2 separate regions of the Mus musculus genome follow, and region 1 is linked to region 2. The links are chromatin loops, found by intact Hi-C in ENCODE. Cell type or tissue: left cerebral cortex. All regions are shown on one strand. Each heading gives the region's core, and the rest is flanking DNA. Links, peaks and the distances in the headings are about the cores only. Region 1 overlaps Il33 (interleukin 33). Region 2 overlaps Gm41832 (a long non-coding RNA gene).

Evidence for each region. Hi-C counts contacts between places; a loop is a spot of excess contacts. Peaks named below come from ENCODE experiments on the same cell type or tissue, not always from the same donor. Only the 100,000 strongest peaks of a DNase experiment are listed, where the experiment ranks them.
Region 1: a loop joins it to region 2, with 2.0 times the contacts of the local background. A loop is called at or near these places in 3 of 42 quality-filtered maps.

Annotation. Positions count from the first base shown.
Region 1 is chr19:29,948,097-29,953,480 of GRCm38, reverse strand. It overlaps Il33 (interleukin 33), which reads right to left. Exons shown (of 8, transcript NM_133775.3): 2 at 3,714-3,821; 3 at 1,380-1,505; 4 at 641-751. The coding sequence starts at 3,810. Among named protein-coding and RNA genes, the nearest start is that of Gm41832, 24 kb to the right of the region's middle. In left cerebral cortex, for the core only: a CTCF peak has its summit at 5,148 (motif pointing left); DNase peaks (open chromatin) are centred at 3,220 and 5,100; H3K4me3 peaks cover 774 bases; H3K27ac peaks cover 478 bases.
Region 2 is chr19:29,841,438-29,846,821 of GRCm38, reverse strand. Gm41832 (a long non-coding RNA gene) reads left to right here. Exons shown (of 5, transcript XR_877808.2): 3 at 3,328-3,540. Among named protein-coding and RNA genes, the nearest start is that of Ranbp6, 31 kb to the right of the region's middle. In left cerebral cortex, for the core only: no CTCF peak of the experiment used is centred there; DNase peaks (open chromatin) are centred at 2,331 and 2,596; H3K27ac peaks cover 1,021 bases.

The DNA of each region.
Region 1 (5,384 bases), core at 168-5,167, 110 kb before region 2:
AACTGTTCTGGGACTCACTGTGTAGACCAGGCAGACCTGAACCCAAGGAATTCACCTGCCTCCCCCATTCTGGGATGGAGATTATATGCCATTATGCCCAACCCTCACTTTGAATTTTTCCCACATTGATAGAGACTACATGCAGAGCCTGGCACATGAGGCAAATGTTCTACCACTGAACTACACGCCCTGGGTTCTCTTCACTTCTTGATAATTACCATTTTACTTAGAACGCAGCAAAAATGGTCAAAAACTTTAAACTACTCTTCAAGCCACATCATGTTATTTTAAAAGATAGTTCCTTTATTTTCTTTCATGGTGAACATTTTGAAATGTGGGGACTGGTGCTTTGTTTTTTTCCTCTCTCCAAGGATATTACATTTATCAGGACTGATGAAGACATGCTCCCAACCTATAGCAAGTATTTCAAAATACAAGTGGAATGCTAACCATAGATTAAATAGGCACAGCTCCACCACACCCAATTTGGATAACCACTGAACTGGTACCCAAGCAGGAAACAAACGTTTCTAATACATATGAAGACATACTCCTGAGTTTGCTCTATGCAATAGCCCTTGCCAAGGCCCCATGTGCTATCTCCCACCTCACCCCACACATCCCCTATGACCAGTCATACCTTGGATGCTCAATGTGTCAACAGACGCAGCAAATGCTTGGATACTGCCAAGCAAGGATCTCTTCCTAGAATCCCGTGGATAGGCAGAGAAGTTCTCTTCATGCTTGGTACCTGCAAGACAGTAGTGGGGCTTGGGCTGAGTCAGCAATCTTCATTGTGCCAATATGCTATCTTTTTTGATGGCCAATATGGCGACGGTGGTAAGTGATCCTAGGGCTGTGGCCACCCAATGGTCTAATGGGATCAATTCCTCCTTAATAATGACGTAAAGTGAAGACCATTTGCACTCCAGTAGAGCACACCAAAGGAAGAAACAAACAAACAAATAAACAGAAAGCCACTCACCACAGTTACTGCCTTCCAAAGCAGCCACTATGAACCATTTAGTTTGTTTCCTCTATATTACAAAATATCACACCACATGATTACATATTTACACATAATCTTGTGTCTTCTGTTTTTACTCACCAGTGTATCCATTTCTAAAGTGGATTCTAGAATAGACTTTTTGAATATTTATTTAGAAATTCTAAAATAGAAAAACCCTTTCTAAAATGGCCAACACATTATCATCTGTATTCTTTTCCTCAAGGAGAATTTAGGTAAGAAAAACAATTGTGTGTGTGTGTGCGTGTGTGTGTGTGTGTGTGTGTGTGTGTGTGTGTGTGTGTGTTGTGTGTGTGTGTATGGAAAGTAAAAGCAAATAGATGCCCATCAGTCTTTCCAGAAATGTACTTACCCGATTTTAGTGAATATCTTTTCGTGGGTTCTTTCCTAAAATAACTAGTCTCCTTTCTTATGGTGAGGCCAGAACGGAGTCTCATGCAGTAGACATGGCAGAATTCTTTGGTCTTCTGTTGGGATCCTAACAATAGGAAAAAAAGAGGTAGATTTATGTAGGTCATATCCTATAATATACACGTGCCTCCAACAGAGGCTGGAACAGCACTACTTAGTTAACTTCATTAATTTTACAGCAAGCCACAGATAGGATATGCAAAATGAAATAGTCTTTTCTCCTTACTGTGACCAAGTCTTTGACAAGCAGCAACTTAAAGGAGAAAGGGATTAGTTTTGCTTGTGTCTCAGGTTCTTTATGGAGGGAAGGTGTGTCTATATCCGTATTCTCCTTAATTAGTTCTGGATCCAGCCCAGGGGATGTCGCAGCTACTCATTTTCAGGGTGGGTCTAAGCCAATCCTTTCCAGAGAATGCTGTCATAGACACATACCTAAAGACATGCCTCACGAATGCCTTGAGTGGTTCTGAATTCAATCAATTTGCCTTTTAAAATGAGCCGTTCCAGACCTTGGGATTTGATAGACAAGAGGCTGGAGTTGCATTTTGCTGCCACATGGTCTAAAGACATTAGGTCTTTAGAAATTTGGGGTTTTTTGTTTTTTTTTGGGTTTTTTTTTTTTTGGTGTTTTGTTTTCATAATTCCATTTGAAGGACCAAGTCTACATTCAGTATGGACCAATCTTTGCCTAACTGAGGGGCACGTTAACATCCATAGGAGATTTCTGCTCGTCATAATTTTTGGAGGATGGCTGTAAGCCATAAAGGTTATTGATACTAAAAGAACTGCCATTGACTGCATATAAAAACGAGGCCAAACACTCTGCTAATTACTTTTATGTGTCTTTTAACTTAGCCATTCATGATTATCTTGCAAAGTTTTATCTTAGTTTTACAATGATAATTCGAGGCTTTTAGGGTTCATGGCACTGCCCAAAATTACATAGCTCAGAGTTGTGCTAAGAAGTGTGTTACAGTTAAATGTTCCCACAGAATCTTGTCCTTGAGCACTTGGTCCCAAACTAGTGAAACTCTTTGGGAGATTGTGAAACTTTTGGGGCCTTGCTGATATACCTAGACCGTGGGGGACAGTCTCAGATTATAGCCTGGTCCTTCATCTCCCACTCTTGGGCGGTGCCATATGAGAAGTCCCTGGAAGCTAAGGCTACCAGAGATCAAACTGGTTCAGCCACCATCCCTGCTGTATCCTAATGGCCTGTATCTTCTAAGCTATGAAGCCTTTATGTTGCTTCTGCTGGGTATTTGGCCATAGCGGTGTAAAATTAATTAATGCAATATCTTTAATATCAAAGCTACTCATTAGACTCTACCTCCATCAAAGAAAAGGACCACTGGCCAGATGTGGTCGTGCCTCTAGTCCCAGTACCCAAGAGGCTAAAGCAGGAGGGTTGCGAGTTTCCAGATCAGTGTGAGCTACACAGAGTCTTATTTGGTAGGGGAAGAAGTAAGTGAGCACTGCCATCTGAGGGAGCAGTCAAATGCAAATTCAGGCAACGGAACTAAAAAGATTAACGAGTTATTTGTTAATTCTCATTTTACTTAGCCCAAGAAAAATTTAAGTCCCATGCAGAAAAGTCCATTGTGTTCTGGACATCGTAAATAGTATTCCAGGGTGAGATGGAGATGAAAACTAGAACATGTGAATTGTAAGATCTCAGTATTCGAAGCAAGCGCGGGCACCAATGTCAGGCATTCTGGCATGTCTACTCCACAAGGCAGTGCCGATAAAGGGCCTCGTTTTCTTGGATCTGAAGACAGTGCATTCTTTAATAGGAGGAAACTTGGGAACACCGAGTCACTTGCACTGAGTCATTATATCTGCACAGAGCATTATGACATAACTGCAAATGAAAGGATTAATTTAACTGTGATTTTTTTCTGGCCATTCAGAAACCACTGTCAATTTTTTTTCTTTTAAATCCTGGCTTTGAAAGAAGTGTGTGAGCAGTCCAGCACCTCGGGAAGGGCAGAAGGGGACATCGCTTTCCTTTCCCATCACCCTCTAACTTCCGTTCTGTCCACCAGAGCTCTGCTACCCTTCTTGTTACTAGTCCAAGAATAAGTGGTCAACTGTCCTATGTTGTACCAAATAACAACGGTGATGCTGTGAAGTCTGTTTAAGAAAACAACAAGCTGTCTCTCTTTCTTTTCAGCTCTTGTATACTTGAGAGTTTTTGGTAAGGTCGCCCGTCTTCATGTTGAAATAACAAATATTTGATAATAGATTTAATAGTGGTTAAAGAGAGCGCTCTTACTTCTTATTTTGCAAGGCGGGACCAGGGCTTCGCCTGCGGTGCTGCTGAACTTTGCCGGGGAAATCTTGGAGTTGGAATACTTCATTCTAGGTCTCATTTTTCAGGTTTCTGTGGGATTGAAATATAACATTAATCCAACTATATGGACCTGAAGTCATCAGAAGCAACCTTGGCTATCTCACCATGAAACTGATAGCCATACAGGGGGGAGGGGGGAGAATAAAATTCAGCATAGTATTCTGACTCTACATTTAGGCTAGAATCTAGCCATAGAATCAAAGAATAAAGTAATGAAAGCACAGAGAAATCTGAGGCTGAGTAGTCTTAGTGTTAATGCCATGTTTGTGTTGAAATCTCAGTACTGTTTTGTTGTAGTATATAGCAAAAAAAAAAAAAAAATAGCGATACTGATCTTGTATGATTTCTCACTGTAGGGGGGTAAGAAATATAAATACGTAACTCAGAAGCCAAGGCAAATGCCCTGCGATGTTAGATTTGAGTCAGTATTAAACAAGCAGTGTGTGTACACATTTTATTTTCTAAATATTTTCTCCACTGGAAGGAACTTTGACTCCAGATTCGTGGTCAGGAAAGTAATAATGACCATAAAACACGTTATGCCAGAAAACGTCCAGCTATTAAAAAACTAAATGAGTTTGTGTCAAAAGCATGTGGGAGCCACCGTGGAGGGTTTCCTCGGGTCAGATTTGGCACCAGCTGAATGTTTAAAAAGAGTAATGGCAGGCAGTGATCAAGATTAAGCATGGTTCCTCAAGAATAAATGGAGTAAGGTTGCCGATTTTCTCACAAGTTCAAAGACCAGGGTAACAAAGGACAAACCAAAGCCCAAGGAGATCTAGTGGAGAAATCACTGGGCATAAAGGGGGAAAACCAAAACAACAACAAAAACAACAGGGCAATTAAAACTCATGGAGAAACAAAAAGATAACACGAAGTAGGAAGCAGTCCAGAGCTCCAGTCCCGGTTCCAGGCATTGGTGGGGGATGGGGAGAGGGACTGGGAAGGATTAGGAGGGAGGGAGCAACAATCACAAGTTCATCTGGGTTTAGGCTACCAGAAGAATAGAATTGCGCTGCTCGCAGCGCAGCGGGAGAAACCCATGGTTAACAGTACAGTTCTCACAAGCCAGGGCAGAAATTAGGTCTAAGGGCGAGTTCCTGTCCACTGCTGCCTAGAGTAAAGACGCCACACCGTCACTCTCCGGTAGTTTAAAAGTGTTGTGACCAGCAGCAACTCTGAAGATCAGAAAATACAGACAGGTGCCAAATCAGGATGCCTGGGAACGCTGCCATAGTGACCGGCTATGAGGCAATCCTGGAAGGGATTGGTTCGGATGAACGAACCAATGAGAAGTTTCAATTACGGGGAGCCTGCTCAGTTGAGGAAGGAAGACACAGTGATCAGTGCTCCCGCCCTCTGGTGGCGAGGACTACTCAGCTCCTGGGATTGGGGATGACTGAGGCCTCCAAGCAGGTAGCTGAAGATTACTTATAAACCAGGACAGGCTGATTGCTCTTCCATCTGGACATAACTAGGAGAGCCGTTTGCTCCCTTCATTCTGAGGTGAACTAGGTGGACTTTGCCACAGTCGCGGACTCCAGAGAGCCTCAGTGAATGATAACCTGCCCAAGCCTAAGGAATGTAGACATC
Region 2 (5,384 bases), core at 171-5,170:
AGATCTGCTTTAAGATAAACCATGACCGCTGAAGCAGAGCAGTCATGGTTATAAACAAAACATGATCGGCCTTGACGGGTTAATCTCCGAAGCTGGGTATTGAGGAAGAAGGAATTCTATAATTCTCTCTGCTTACTGTATATTGAATTTTTCTAGAAGAGAAAGTTAAGACTTTTTCAACACTCCTTGCCCCAACCACTCAAGGTATGGGGTACGTCTGCCTATGAATATTCATTTCCTTTCAAAAAATAATAAAAATGGTCTACATGTGTATTTGACAACATGTCTTATATTATTGATGTTTCGGCCAGTCTGGTGTCCAGTGCTTTGTGATTATTAAGTAAAATATCCCAGAAAACTTTTTACCAAGCATATGAAATCATTCTTTCTAAAGGCGACTGCTCGGTTTTACCTTGTGTTTAAACAGTCCAGTGCGGATGAACGTACAGAGTGGATTTGGGAGGGTCCTGAAATGTAAATGGAGAAGACCAGAAGTTACCACCCTGAGAGGAAAAATGGATCTGACTGAAGTAACTGAGAGAAGAACTTTACACCCACAAACCTGTGCTTGATTGGGTTTTGACAAAGCTTTCAGGAAAACAGGATCGCGTCTTCAGAGGGATAATCTTCAATAGGAAATGGAATGTCCACGTGCAGAAGAATGGACACAGACCCCTTTCTCACTCTTTATGTACGAATCGGTTATAAAACAGAGTGAGGACCTATAAAATGAAGACACCCAAATGAAGACGACTGAAAAAAATGTGTGGGGAAAGCTCTGTGACGTATAGAAGAGACCTCTCAGATATGACCTCAAGAACCTGCAGGCAACTACCGGCTAAGAAGATTGCATCAAACCGAAAGGTTTCTATTGACAAGGAAGGAATGAATGATAACCCACAGATTTGGATATTTGTAAATAGTATTTCAGATCAGGTGGTAAAATCTAAAATGTGCCAAGAAGCCAACAGCAAGACAAGAACCTGAAGTGCAGGCAAAGGTCCTATATGAACATTTCTTAAGACAGGACACACAAACGGAGAACGTCTTTGAAAAACACTCAACAGCTGTAAGCGCCATAGGCATGCCAATCTAAACCACAATGACTATCGCCGTACATCTGTTGCTATCACTGTACTGGTTGCTAGTTTTTAAAACAATTAGAGAGAACATGGGGAAGGGTGCAGAAGGGGGGAATTCATACACTGCTGATGATCATGTAAAACAGTACAGTCATTCTGGAAAACAAGAAAGCTCCCAAGCCACTGAAAGGAGAATTCCCATATGGTTCGGCTATCTCGATACTCAGCATGCCCCACAAGTGAGTGGAAGTAGAGAGCCAGAGGAATCGCCAGAGGAGAGCATCCACAGCAGCACTATTCAGAATGCCTAATGTATGGAAAGACCCCCAGATGCCCATCGGTGGATGAATGCATGTTTTAAAAGGTGTGGTTTCGGTGTGGAATGGGATACAGTCATCTTTAAACAAATAAACAAGGCAAACATGGCAGCCTGTCAGTGTGGCAGTGTGTCTGGTGGTGTTATATTGAAGGCACAGAGATAAACACTACAGGGATCTCACTTATGTGAGAAATCTTTAAAAGCTGCACTTGTATGTTAAGTAGAGAATGGAGTGAAAGTTGCCATAGGCCATTGGAGGGAGGGACTGAAAGGGGCACACACTGAGCAGTGGGTGCAAAGCTGGTTAGGCAGGGAGAGCTAATGCTGGTCATAGAGCAAGGCAGTTAAAATGCAGCAATATTCCAGAATATATAAAGGTGTATTTAAATCTTTTCACAGGGAAAAAAATGAGTGATTGGGGTGGGGTTAGATTGTTGGCCTGATTTGGTCAACCTTATATCAGAATATTATCTCATAGCTACATGCAACGATTTGTCAATTTAAAATAAACTACGTTTACAAAAGTAAATTTACATCCTGTGTGGGGCTGAATGGGCTGAAGAGGTTAAAGTTATAGAGTTGCTTCTCTCCTTGTACATTGACATAGACTCCGATGTGGATTTCAGGTCATCAGGCTTACAGAGCCTATAACACAATTTTATAAGGTGAAAAATGAATTCCGTTCCATTATAGCTACAGTGAATGAAGCCTGCTGGTTCTGCTTCTTAAGTATGAGGGATGAGAGACAACGGGGAGAGGGGTTGTGTTGGATAAATAGCAATGCAGGTCCCCAAAGCGAGCTTACTTCTGTGGGAAGGAAGCACTAATGAGTTCTGTTTAGACATGCTGCAACCTGGCATCCCTCTGTGGCTGCAGGGAGTGAACAATTGGCCACATGCATCTAAAGTCAGCAGAGCGCAGAGCCCCTGAGAAGCTGCCAACGCGTTCTATGACTAAAACAAGGAGAGTGAATTAAATGATACTTTGGTTCTTCTGAACCTCGTTCCCATCTCCATCTCTCCATCCCTCAGGAACACACACAGAATGGGTCCCCACACCAGCTCTACGGTATGCTGCTGGGTGGCATGACCAGGCCTTGTATACACATCGTTTGTGAACACAAAGAGCAACAGGATTTGTTTTTCAAAAGTTTACACTTTGGAAGAGAGAGCCAGGGCGTTCTGATTATTATTCCAGTCAGCTACATCAGTAATAACGAAAGCCTAACCTGATTAGTGCAATGGGCATGAAAATGAGGGAACAGACTCGGAGAATAATTATGTTAATTAATGACTCTTTGAAGATTCGAGGCACATGGGCCCGCTCAGACCATCTCAAGTAACAGATTCTAAAGAAGACTGGGGAAATTAAAAAATGGAACTGTTTAGAGCGGAGAATGGCTCATTGTCAGGATGTTACCCAACTCATGTATCCTGTTATTTCAATTTACTCAGATTTCTGACTACACATGACTTCAGTGCCCCCATAGCCTTTACTTTTAGATTGCTTTTCCCTCCCTGTGTGTGCATTCTTTAGCATCTGGATGCCTCTCGGTCTGTCTTGCATTTTAACTCCCTTTGAGGAAGGTTCCTGGGTTGAATGAGCCGTTAGCAAATATAGGCTGGGCTTGTTAGGACGCTTTGCTCTCCCCTTGCAGGTTTCTTCTGAGTCAGATCCCAGTTCCTTCTCTAGCTTTGTTTGCACATCATGAACAATAATATTCTCTGGTGAAGTTCAAAATTAAAGTCTGGTTTTTTGTTTGCACTATTGCCAGACGATGCTGATAGGCATCTAACTCCTGGGAAGCTTCCCAAATGATGGGTTTCTCACAGTTTCTTCCTTGGCCTTAAAGTCTAAAGAATGAGTTTTAAAATGTGCCATGATTGAATGTATCACTCAAGATAGACCATACATGTGTATCCACAGAGTCTAAACTATGAACCGTCCCGCCTGTTCGTCAGTTTGCAATGGGGAATTCTAACGCTTCAGGACCTAAATTACTGCCGTGCAACTTCCACATTGCCTCCACTAGGAAGACTCATCTGCTTCTGCTACAAGAAGAAATATATAGTCACCAACCCAAAAATTAACCTCGAAGAGTAGAAGACAAGAGAAGCACAGAGGTCGTGGAGATTGATGGTGAGAGGGAAATCTCAGGAGGAGAGTGTGCAGAGCCTTCAGAGAAGCGAGTACAAACAGGCAGTGAAGCGAGTTGACCCATGCACGCAGCTGATGAGTTTGTTCATGTAGCTCTGATAGAATGTGGCACTAATTAACGAAAGGCACAGAACACTGAGCCATGAAAACAGAGCCAACTAGAACGACAGGAGAAATTTTATGACTCAAGTCATAAAATGCTACAAAGGCATTCTGGAAATGTCCTGGTATATGCGCTTTTTAAAATATCTTTGGCTCTCCATATAAAAACAACTGGGCCAGGCAGTGGTGACGCATGCCTTTAATCCCAGCACTTGGGAGGCAGAGGCAGGTGGATTTCTGAGTTCGAGGCCAGCCTTGTCTACAGAGTGAGTTCCAGGACAGCCAGGGCTTTAGGGAGAAACCCTGTCTCAAAAACAACAACAACAACTGGGGCTGGAAAGGCAGCTCAGTGGGTAAGGTGCTTTCTGTACATGTCTGGCAACCTGAGCTCGAGCCTTAGAACTTACATAGTAGAAGGAAAAAATGAATTCCTGAAAGCTGCCCTAAATATACACACATAGAATGGTGTGCCCTTGCCTTCTCTCACACCCACGCTCACAGCATCAGCAGCATCATCAATAGCCTGCAACTACATAGTACATCAAAATACATCACTTACAACATGAATAATAAGTTATTCCCACAAACCCTAAAACACAAGTAGTTACAAAACTTACAGAAGAAAATATAGGAGAGAAAAAAATCTGCAGTCCTTGGTGTACAACAAAGATTTCTTAGGATATAAAAATCACGAACTATGAAAGAAAACTTGATAGTTTGACTATCACCCAAACTAAAATAATTTAGTCTTCTAAAGACACTGCTAACAGTAATGAAAAGACAAGTCTGGCATCGTGGCAGGCACCGTAATCCCAACACTCCAGAAGGTTCTGAGAACAGCCTCAGCTCCACAGCGAGACCCTGTCTCAAAAACCAGTAAACAAATCAGCAACCTGAAAAGGTATCCTGTATACATGATGTGCATATAACTAATAGAGGACTCACATTTTAAATAAAGGACACTTAAAATTCAATAAGACAACTTGATTTTTAATTGACAAAATACTTTCACAAACACTAGACAGGAAAAAAATCAAAATAACATATACCAATAATATGAAAAAAACATGCAGCAGTATTCATTTAAAAAAATTAACCCTGATAAGGTACAGCTCTCCAGTCATTAGAATGGCCACACTCAGTCTGATGTTACTGGATGAAGGCCTGGAAGATCATTTGGTTCTGAAAAAGCCAGTGTCTGAGAGACCAGTGTGGGAGGGAAAAAAGGCTTTGTTCTGGGGCCCAAGAAGAACGGAGTAGAGGCTTTTGCAGAAAAATCAACTTCTTGACTCCAGAGAGTTGGGGTCACAGACACAGTGGGAATAACAATGGAGAAAGACAGGCCAGCAGGGAAGAGAGATATGTGTGCCTTTTCAGGGAACAAATAGAGATATTTCAGATGTCATATTTTTATGTCCTTTTCATGCTCCAGTGTTCCCAGTTATGGTGGCTGGTTGGTGTCTTTTATACTTGAAGGAGAAGGAGAGAGACCAAAAATGTCCAGATCAAGTGACCCTTGTGTCATAGTTCTAGACAAAACATTGCTTAGTGGTCTACACGTCTACACAGAGCTGACAAGGCTCTGACCCAAATACAAAGGCCACAAGGAGTGAGACACAGTAAGAACACGGAGATGCCAAGGCTCTCCATCTGATTCCTGTGAGCCATCGGTAGGCCCAAGTAAAGAATTAGTGGTTTCCTCAAAAGTAGACTCTGGGTCCCTG